2 separate regions of the Homo sapiens genome follow, and region 1 is linked to region 2. A link is an interaction called in ENCODE POLR2A ChIA-PET data of the cell type or tissue named here. Cell type or tissue: CD4-positive, alpha-beta T cell. All regions are shown on one strand. Each heading gives the region's core, and the rest is flanking DNA. Links, peaks and the distances in the headings are about the cores only. Region 1 overlaps LOC105378204 (a long non-coding RNA gene). Region 2 has its middle 12 kb from the start of GNPDA1.

Region 1 (5,386 bases), core at 161-5,160, 72 kb before region 2:
TTGTGTACTGTCCAACTCCAGGTTATCCATCACATTGCAGTCTATGCAAACAACACCCTCTCCCCAACCACACACTCTGCATTGGGTAATATACAACCTAGGCTCCTATAAGAGTGACTCCATAAAATCTTTAAGTGATTCCTCCTCTGACAAATGGCTTAGTGTTCACTGTATATTTAGGGATTGTAAAAGAACAGAATATGCTACCCCAAAATATACTTCTTTGGCATAAGGATTATTTTGAACCAATTATTTTAGGAAATAGCAGACATGGGAGAATCTCTGAAAACAGAGAAGTTTCCCATTTGAAAGGGAAATTTACATTTATAAAGGAAATCTCCATGTGTAGGGATGTCTTTCTCTGTACTAGGAAGAGAAAGATATTCTAAATCACAAGAAATTCTTATCAGTGGAGAAGGCACCAACTTATATCTGCATAACAAAGCTTACCCTTGTTTACTGTACATTTCCTGGTTGCCTTCTCATAATTTACCTCCACCACACAATTCTTTCACTGATTTAGCTGAAGATGGTATTTAAGCCTGAATTCTAAGCCACCTCTCTGAGAGTTACTCATTTCCCTGACTGCCCAGGTTTATATGAGATATACCTGTTAGTAAACTTCTTTTGTTTTTCTTCTTCTTCTTTTTTTTAAAAAAATATTTCTTTCTCTGTTTTTTGTTTTTTTTTTTTTTTAAGAGATGGAGTTTCGCTATGTTGCCTAGGCTGGTTTCAAATTGCTGGACTTAAGTGATTTACCCACCTTGGCTTTCCAAAGTGCTGAGATTACAGGAATGAGCCAAGATACACGTTAGTAAACTTCTGTTTGTTTTTTCTCTTGTTAATCTGTCTTTTGTTACAGGAGCCCCAGCAGATAACTTAGAAGGGTGGAAGGAAAATTATTTTTTCCTCCCTTACAAGGTGTTGTGGGTGGCCAAGAAATGAGGAACAGCGTAGTGTTCATCTACAAGGAAATGAAGTCTCTGAACCTCATCTTTGGACACAATGTTCCAACCAGTTGTCTTAACCAAGTGCCTTGAAAAGAGAACAAGGTGAGTAGAGAAGGTGCTTCACTTCTCCAAGCTCCCACACTGATTCGTAAGATAAGTCAAGGGGTTCTCACATTTCCTAGGACGGTAGTTTTCTCACTGTATTTAGAGAGTATCAGCAGAAACACGATTGCACACGGGAAATGCTAAAGCTAGGAGCTCTGCAGTGTGTCAGGGGAGACGCATATGTGTTAATTATGACGCAGAAGAGAAGTGACCCTCAGGGGCCCTTAGTGGAAGAAGCCGTGTTGGCTTGCACTCAGCAGCAGCTTGTGGGCATGCACGCTGGTTACTACAAGTCTTCAGGGAGCTCTGCTCAGGTGACTCAGCAGGCCTCAGGCAAAGTACAAGAGAATCTCTAGTTCTAAATAAGATTACACGAGGACCAGAAAATAATACCTGAGTTTTTGTTTTGTTTGTTTTGTTTTGTTTTTAGACAGAGTCTTGCTCTGTTGCCCAGGCTGGAAGTGCAGTGGCACGAGCTTGGCTCGCTGCAACCTCCGCCTCCCAGGTTCAAGCAATTCTCCTGCCTCAGCCTCCCTAGTAGCTGGGATTACAGGCGTGAGCCACCACGCCCAGCTGATTTTTGTATTTTTAGCAGAGACAGGTTTCATCATTTTGGCTAGGCTGGTCTCGAACTCCTGACCTCAGGTGATCCACCTGCCTTGGCCTCCCAAAGTGCTGGAATTAGAGGCGTGAGCCACCATGCCTGGCTGCTGAGTTTTTTTAAGTACAATAGAAATCCTGGCCCAGTTATTCATAACTTCTCCCTAACCTTATCCCCAAGTTGGGACAGTCCTTTGTCACATCTTCAGTAACTAAAACCCACAGAGAGCAGCAAAGACAAGCCCCTCTCCGTGTCAACTTCCTCCCCTGGAGTGAGCACTGTTATGAAAGAATCGGGGTACAAGGTGGCTGGGCGCAGTGGCTCACACCTGTAATCCCACCACTTTGGGAGGCCGAGGTGGGCGGATCACCTGAGGTCAGGTGTTCGAGACCAGCCTGACTAACATGGAGAAACCCCGTCTCTACTAAAAATACAAAATTAGCCAGGCATGGTGGCCCATGCCGGTAATCCCAGCTACTTGGGAGGCTGAGGCAGGAGAATTGCTTGAACCCAGGAGGCGGAGGTTGCAGTGAGCCAAGATCGAGCCATTGCACTCCAGCCTGGGCAACAAGAGCAAAACGCCATCTCAAAAAAAAAAAAAAAGAATCGGGGTACAAGGTAAGACACCACCTGGCAATGAGGCCTTTCCTGAGTTCCTTATGGCAAAACAGGCCACAAAACCTTGGATTTCCATTTCTAGCAGAATAATAGGCCACCTGCTTCATGGCTGAGGGAGGCTGTGTTTTTGGCTCTCGACACACCAAACACCCTCTTGCCTTTACCTGGTGAGCCAGTATCACTTCATCAGCAAGCATGGTCAGATTAGTTTATAGCTGCTCCAGAACACCAGGTTACATTCTCCTTGATGTATTTCACCATAAAAAGTTGTAAGGCACATTTTTTATTGTTCAATGCCCTAACAAGGGGCCTCTGACGTCATGAGTCCCAAGAATGCTGTTTGAATAACACATGACTTGAGCAGTTACTTTAAGTGAGGGACTGTGCCGAACAATTTTATATTTATCATCTTTTTTTATTAAAATAAACACATGAGGTAGTGTCTACTTCTATCTCTGTTCTATGAGTGAAAGAACAGGTCATATGGAGGTTATTTTGTGTTTGTTATTATTATGTTTTATTATTTTTATTTTTTGAGATGGAATCTCACTCTGTCACCCAGGCTGGAGGGCAGTGGCACAATCTTGGCTCACTGCAACCTCCACCTCTTGGGTTCAAGTGATTCTCCTGCCTCAGCCTCCTGAGTAGCTAGGATTACAGGTGTCCACCAGCACACCCAGCTAATTTTTGTAGTTTTAGTAGAGATGGGGTTTCACTATGTTGGCCAAGATGGTCTCGAACTCCTGACCTCAGGTGATCCACCCACCTTGGCCTCCCAAAGTGCACGGATTACTCACCACGCCTGGCCTGTGTGTGTGTTGTTAGAAGATTAGGGCTAAGAGGACTTTATTTGGTTTGAGTCTTCATTTTACAGATGAGGAAACTGAGCTCAAAGGAGTTAAGTCACATGCCCATAATCACGCACCCAGGAAGTGGTTTTAGGGTGGCACACATCATCCAGCTCTCTGTGAGTCTGCGGCCTAGCCTTTCATGATTTGAGGGTTTGTGCCACCCCCAAGTATTCTGTCATCCTGCAACCAAACTATGCTAAAAGGCGGGGCGGGCAACACACTGCATCAGATTGAAGTCAAACTTCGTGCCTCAGAACACACAGAGTCCCTCTAGCCCTTAACAACTTTCTTTTCAGGAAACCTGCCAAGTGCTTGGTTACCTTTTGAGTTCTTCCTGGGTGTCAGGGAACACATCTAAAAATAGATCTGTCCCCAGCTCTCCCAGAAGAGGCTTGTAACTTAAAAATGTCACTCCCTCCTCCCTTCCAAAACACAGACTTCACTGTTCCTTCCTTCCAACCCAGCAGCTGCCTAAGAATATACCTTCCTCTTACCTGAAGACTAGACTTCCTTCTTCAGGAAGGGACAATAGTGTCTCTTGCCAGGAAGGAAAGACCTTTCATATCAGCTTTGACAAAAATTGCTTTCTCTAAAGCAGAATGACTTCAGGGAAAAGGATGTGGGTCTTGTCCTGGTCTTTCACCTCCTAAAGATCGGCAAAATGGGACAATGTATATAAATGTGTTTTATAAATTGCAGATACCAGGAACTATCATGTGTCTCTGCATGTGTTCCCTGATTCTTCAAAATTGCAGTGGGTGGAAGGGAGACTTCTCTAGTGATACCTCTGGTGACACAGATTTTCCGGCCACAGAAACTCGGGGAAGTTTTTCCTGGTGTGGGCTTTCCGTGGGTAACTCCTTGTGTGCTGAGATGACATTAGAATGATTGCAGAGAGCAGGCCTGAAGCTGGGCTGGGCTCACACCAGCTAAAATTGAGTTTGAAGCAAGCCAGCAGAATTGAGGAGACAAAGAAAAAGAGCCTGTTCACCCATGGGAGTCTCTCCCAGTTGATTCTGTACCTTGTTAACCTGGAGTTGGTCTCAACACTAAGAAAAGACGTGTTTGCTAGCTTCTCGCCAGTACCATGCAATGCTTGAGCTCCACTGAACACTTTGTCATGTTAGAAGTGTTTCAGTTATCTTTATTTTATTCATGTATTCACTCCTTCAATAAATAGATATTTAATTCTTACTCCATTGGCAGCTTTCTCTGTTTAAAAGACTCCATTTGCTGTCCACATATAGTGAATATAGTTTGAAGGTAAACAATTGTTTGAATACAAAAAATAAAGATGGGCCCATTTCTATTGTGCTCACTCTCTGCCACCCTCCTTTCCCCCAACCATAAACTAGAGGTCACTTTGGTGATAGTTTCTGTTCCTGGGAATCACTGTGCTCCTGAAAAGCACTATTTTTAGAAGGCCAGAGTACTCTTTTTTTTTTTTTTTTTTTTTTGAGACAGAGTCTCACTCCCATGGTCGAGGCTGGAGTGAGTAGTGAGACACGGCTCACTGCAGCCCCGACTTTCCTGGGCTCATCAGGTGATCCTTCCACCTCAGCCTGCTGAGTAGCTGGGACTACAGGTGCACACCACCATGGCCGATTAATTTTTTGCATTTTTAGTAGAGATGGGGTTTTGCCAAGTTGCCCAGGCTGGTCTCAAACTCCTGGGCTCAAATCATCTGCCCACCTCAGCCTCCCAAAGTGCTGTTATTACAGGCATGAGCCACTGTACCCGGCCTCCTTATATATAAATTTTTTTTGTCCATCTTTGATTATTTCCTTAAAATGGATATCTATAAATGAAATTACTGTTTTTCAGATATAGTACTTTTTTAGATTCTTGATCTACATTGCTAAAGTGCTCTCCAGGGAGATTGTACTGATTAATATTCCCACCAGCAGGGCACACCAGTACTCATTTTTCCACACTCTTACCAACATTGGTTATTGGCAATTTTAAAAAAGTCTTTGCTAATCTGATCGAGTGTGGTGGCTAATGCCTATAATCCCAGCATTTTGGGAGGCCAAGGTGGGAGGATTATTTGAGCTCAGGAGTTTGTGATGAGCCAGGACAACACAGACCCTGTCTCTATTTTAAAGAAAAGAAAGGGGCCGGGTGTAGTGGCTCATGCCTGTAATCCTAGCACTTTGGGAGGCCGAGGAGGGTGGATCACGAAGTCAGGAGATTGAGACCATCCTGGCTAACACAGTGAAACCCGTGTTTTCTACTGAAAATATTTAAAAAATTAGCCAGGC
Region 2 (5,386 bases), core at 224-5,223:
CCATAGTCAGTTAACTTCAGGAAATAGAGGCCAAGCGTAGTGGCTCACACCTGTAATCCCAGCACTTTGGGAGGCCAAGGCAGGTGGATCGCTGGAGTCCAGGAGTTCGACACCAGCCTGGGTAACATGGTGAAACTCTGTCTCTAGAAAAAATACAAAAAATTAGCCGGGCGTGGTGGCACATGCCTGTGGTCCCAGCTACTTGGGAGGCTGAGGTGGGAGGACTGCTTGAACCCAGGAGGCGGAGGTTGCAGCGAGCCAAGATCACAACACTGCACCCCAGCCTGGGCGACAGAGTGAGACTCTGTCTCAAAAAAAGAGAAGAAAGAAGAAAGGAAAAAGAAGAAAGAAGGAAGGAAGGAAGGAGAAATAAGAGATTGTCCAAAATAATCTGGGTGGGCCCGATTCAATCAGTTGAAAGGCCTTAGAAGAGAGGAGTTGAGGGTTTCCAGAAGAAGAAATTGGACAACAGTTTCAGTTCATGCCCAAGAGTTCCTGCATGCCTTCCTCACAGCCTGACATATGGATTTCAGAACTCCCTCGCCAACTCCCACAACAGTATCAGCCAATTCCTTGCAATAAATGTCTCTCTCTCTCTCTCTCTATATATATATATAAAATATATAATTAAAATTGTTTAATATACATAATGCGCCTGGCGCGTTGGCTCACGCCTGTAATCCCAGCACTTTGGGAGGCCGAGACGGGCGGATCACAAGGTCAGGAGATCGAGACCATCCTGGCTAACACCGTGAAACCCCGTCTCTACTAAAAATACAAAAAAAAATTAGCCGGGCGCGGTGGCGGGCGCCTGTAGTTCCAGCTACTCGGGAGGCTGAAGCAGGAGAATGGCGTGAACCCGGGAGGCGGAACTTGCAGTGAGCCGAGATCGCGCCACTGCACTCCAGCCTGGGCGATAGAGAGAGACTCTGTATATATATATATATATGTATATATATATACACACACATATATATGTATATATATACACACATATATGTATATATATGTGTATATGTATATATACATATATATGTATATGTGTATATATACATATATATGTATATGTGTATATACATATACATGTATATGTATATACATATATGTATATATATACATATAGACTATATATAATATGTATATATTATATATTATATATCATATATCATATATTATATATGATATATATTATATACAATATATCATATATATGATATGATATATATTGTTATTATATATGTGTATATATAGACATAATGCATCACAGAGAATAAAGAAATGAAAACAGTATCAAAGGATATGCCATAAAAAGGAAGACTCCCTCCGCTTGCTGCCTTTTAGTTCCCTTCCCCCAAAGAGATCTCTGCGACCTGTTTCTTTAGCATCCTTCTAGAAATTGTCTATGCGCGCAGGAACATATATTTATTCTTACCTCCTTACCCTCATGCATGTTTTAGCACACATGTTATACGGAGTTCTGTATCTTGCTTTTAAAAATTTATTTAACTATTGTGGTAGTCTTCCTATCAGCTCATGGAACTGGCTCCTTTTTAGTAGCTGCATTGTATTCCATTTTACAAGTGTGCAAAACTATTCAATCAGTCCCTGATTGACGGATATTTAGGTTGTTCTAATATTTTTCTTTAACAAGCCGGGATGCCATGGATGCCCTTCCAGAAAGACAAAGGACTTAGATTTCTTTCTGTCGGATATGGGGCTTTCCCTCCCTTCCCGTCTCACTTTCCCCATAGAGTTGGCTGTGTATGTGGGGCACATCCTGTATTTTGTCTACTTGACTTTGTCAAGACTCCTTGAATGTCCTGTGTTCAGCTTTTTTCAATACATTCAAAAATCATCAGAGCTACTTTTCCTCGACAGTAACTGGCACCTAAATTAAATCACCTAAATGGCAACACTAGCTGAAAAGCGTATCTCCATAAAGATTTGGACAATACCTTCTTGGTTTCATGCAGGTTCGGCTGAGGGAAGAACAGAAGGGAAGACTGAGAATTAAGGGTACTTATTTTTTTATTCGGGAAAGGAAAACACTGTTCTTTGCAGAAGCCCAAAGTCATGAACAGGAGCCACCGTTAATTAGAGATAACTTCTAATCATACACACGTTCTGAAAATCAGCCAGTCGGCGACAGCATCGCTGCAGTAACTGCACTCCTAAAAGTAAGCGGATCCACTACAGCCCGAAAGGCAGCGCATCAGGGCCGGCCCCTCGGTCCCCTCCGCTGCTCGACAGCAGCCAATGAGCAAGTGTCTCGCTCTAGCGCCGGCGCTCCCGGAAGTCGGAGGCGAAAGGCAGCCTCCGCCTGTGATTTGCTAACACAGCTGAAAGGCCTTAGATTCCTAAATACTTAGGCTTCAGAAGCGCCACCAGACCCTGCATGACCCGCTTCCCTAAACCTTACACTAAATCAGCCCTGGGGGTTGGGAGACTTTCCCATAGAGGTACGGTTCTCTCTTGCAAGCAAACCGGAAGTTCACTTTTTTTTTCTTTTGGCATCAGATGTCAGGTTCAATGTAACGCAACTCTTTTAACAGTTGGACCTTGTTTATGGTTTGTTATGAGTTTGGACTTACGAGTGACAGATGTACTGAAGCGGCTGAGCTTAGCAAAGTCAGTCTTCCATTTTTGCAGTAGTTTATATGATCTGTTTTTTATTTGCGTATATTTGAACCACTGATTGTCAAAAAGCAAGTGTAAATTTTGTGATGAAATTTCTGACCAGTGGACATTTATTAAACAAGGAAAAGTCCTTTTGAAGCTCTTTGTGCAGTAATTGTTCATTTAGTATAAAAATGATAGAAAGTTAGATGGAAACTAGCATATATGAATGGCTAAACATAAAAGAGATGTAAGATTTTCTCAACCAGTACTAAGAAAAGTGATACACCAACAAAGTTTTTTGATTAAGAGAAACTCAGATTAAGACAAAAATAGTTGTAATAGAAGTTGTAATGGCCTTCCACACTATATCATTATCAGTCTTTCTGCTCAAATAACTATTTGAACATACTACTGACAAAGTATTTTCTGGTTCCAAAATTGCAAGCAAAATTTCAAATGCTAGGATAAAATCGACTGCCCTAATAAAAAATATAATAGCTTCATTTATTATTACAGAGATTATCAAATATCTAAATGCCTCATCTTTTTGTGGCATAGCCACAATACAAGTATCACAATACAGGTACAACTTTTCCTGCGCGCACTAGTTTTCTCATAAAAACACTTGCAACAAGGCAATTGCAGGTAGAATCCCTTCCAGGTGAGACTTCAGAAACAATAGCAAATATTTGCAGAGCCTCTTGAGTTGGCAGTTAATGAAAACGTTTTTACTGCTTTCGTTGGAAATAATACAAATAGAACTTTTGTTGGATGTATGCTTACAAGTACACTATTTATTTGAGTTGAAGCAAAGCCTCAATGATCCTATGGAAGGTATTGGCAGTCCTGCTCGTGTTCTCATAATGCTGCGTAAATAGCATTGGATGGATCTCTTCTATTGAAACTGAAGTAATTATCATGAAATTGTTCTCTTACTTTAGTATTTATAGGGTTCTAACTGAACATTTTAAGGATTTTTATGATTTTGGCATTCGGAATTATTCATTTCTCTTGCATTCAAAAATCCATTGGATCTCTTTAACAAACATAGTTGAGAGAATCTTCCATTTATTTCAAGCACTGAAATTATACTTTAATTATGAAGAAAAGGCCCCCAAAATTCTTGACTTTTAAAATAATCCATTGAATGGTGCCTAGTTATTTCTCATTCATAGTTTTCAGTGTCAATTCTGCTATAGGATTCTGCAAATTGAAAGAGCAAATAGTGTTATGGAAGTACTACTCCATTGCTAAATGTATTTGTTGAATGTGTTGAAGGAGAATTGATGAAAAATGCATCCCTTGAATTATCAAAACTATTGTTAAAAGGGACATTACATATGAACAGGAAAATACATTTTAGCTCAGAGTGGACAATTATTACAACACTTGTTATGACCATCTTTCAAGATGGATTTCATCCCTTGAAAAATTCAGTTTTTTACATGGATGTTACTAAATACTTTTCCAGTGTGGGTACAAGTGGAATCACCATGTGTGGTGTGATGAAAAAGAAAGAATAAAATCTATACTACATTATATTACATGTGTTTTTTAATTTATTACATGAGTTTTTATTCCTTCTTTTCATTACACTACATTATATGTTATGCATACAGGTACAATGATTATTCAAAGTTGAAGCAAAACCTAAATGATTACATTACGTGAAAAATTTCATGATAATTACTTCAGTCTCAATAGAAAACATCCAGTGCTATTTAAGCAGCATTATGAGAACATGGGCAGGACAGCCAATATCTTTCATAGGATCATTCAGGCTTTGCTTCAACTTTGGATAAACATTGTACCTGTTTGCATACATCCATCAAAAGTTCTATTGTAATCTACATGTAGTGTAATGAAAAGAAGGAATAAAAACTGATGACAGTGCTCCTTCTTGTCAGTGGACAACATTTTAAAGAGTCATTGATCAAAAGATGCAATGTGATCCTGAAGAACGGAAAAGCAAGTTATGCATGAAAGATGACACATGTGCTTCAGCCAATCAAATTTGAAGAGTAATTCTCAGAGTTGGTAACTTTATGCCTATGTATGTTCAATACACTGGCTTGTAAAGCTAATGTCAAGCATGATTTCTCATTAATGAATGTTCAGTGGCCAAAAGAACAAAATAAATTGGATGCAACCACTGCAGAAGTCATGATAAAATGTAAATGGAACACAGACTAATAGTAAGGAATTTTATACATAAATTCTGCAAAATGAAGAACTATTAGGGAGCACAAAATCTCCAGGGAAATATAATTAAAGAGGTATGTAATTTAGATATTTACAATTTATTTCAGATAAGCAATGAATATGTTACTAAAAGTAATTTACTAAAAGTATAAGTCAGTGCATGCAATATTTTTCTATCTCAGTGTACATATGCACAGGCAATTATAAATAATTCAGATTTCACTGATGTTCTGTACTTTTATTTGTTAAATCTACTCCCTCAGCCTCCGTGCCACTGTGCCTTTGTTTGTGCCTGCCTATAATGCCTTCCTCCTCCTCTTAAATGATCAAATCCTGGCTCTTTTGAGCCCATCTCAAAACCCTAGTAATAATGGTAATGGTCCCTTAGTGAGGGCTAACTCTGTGCCGGGCACTGTTCTAAGGGCTTTATATTTGTCAAATCATTTGCTCCTCCCTGAGATTCTTCTTTTTTTTTTTTTTTTTTTTTTTTTTTTTGAGATGGAGTCTCGCTCTGTCGCCCAGTCTGGAGTGCAGTGGCGCAATCTCGGCTCACTGCAAGCTGTAT

What was found. Peaks named below come from ENCODE experiments on the same cell type or tissue, not always from the same donor. Only the 100,000 strongest peaks of a DNase experiment are listed, where the experiment ranks them.
Region 1: POLR2A ChIA-PET joins it to region 2 with 13 read pairs; 21 of 35 experiments call an interaction of 5 or more read pairs at or near these places.

Annotation. Positions count from the first base shown.
Region 1 is chr5:142,093,785-142,099,170 of GRCh38, reverse strand. It overlaps LOC105378204 (a long non-coding RNA gene), which reads left to right. Exons shown (of 3, transcript XR_944368.3): 2 at 863-1,052. Among named protein-coding and RNA genes, the nearest start is that of NDFIP1, 12 kb to the left of the region's middle. In CD4-positive, alpha-beta T cell, for the core only: no CTCF peak of the experiment used is centred there; DNase peaks (open chromatin) are centred at 1,290, 2,580, 3,270 and 3,930; H3K27ac peaks cover 2,898 bases.
Region 2 is chr5:142,021,994-142,027,379 of GRCh38, reverse strand. No RefSeq gene overlaps it. Among named protein-coding and RNA genes, the nearest start is that of GNPDA1, 12 kb to the right of the region's middle. In CD4-positive, alpha-beta T cell, for the core only: no CTCF peak of the experiment used is centred there; a DNase peak (open chromatin) is centred at 2,249; H3K4me3 peaks cover 1,094 bases; H3K27ac peaks cover 1,122 bases.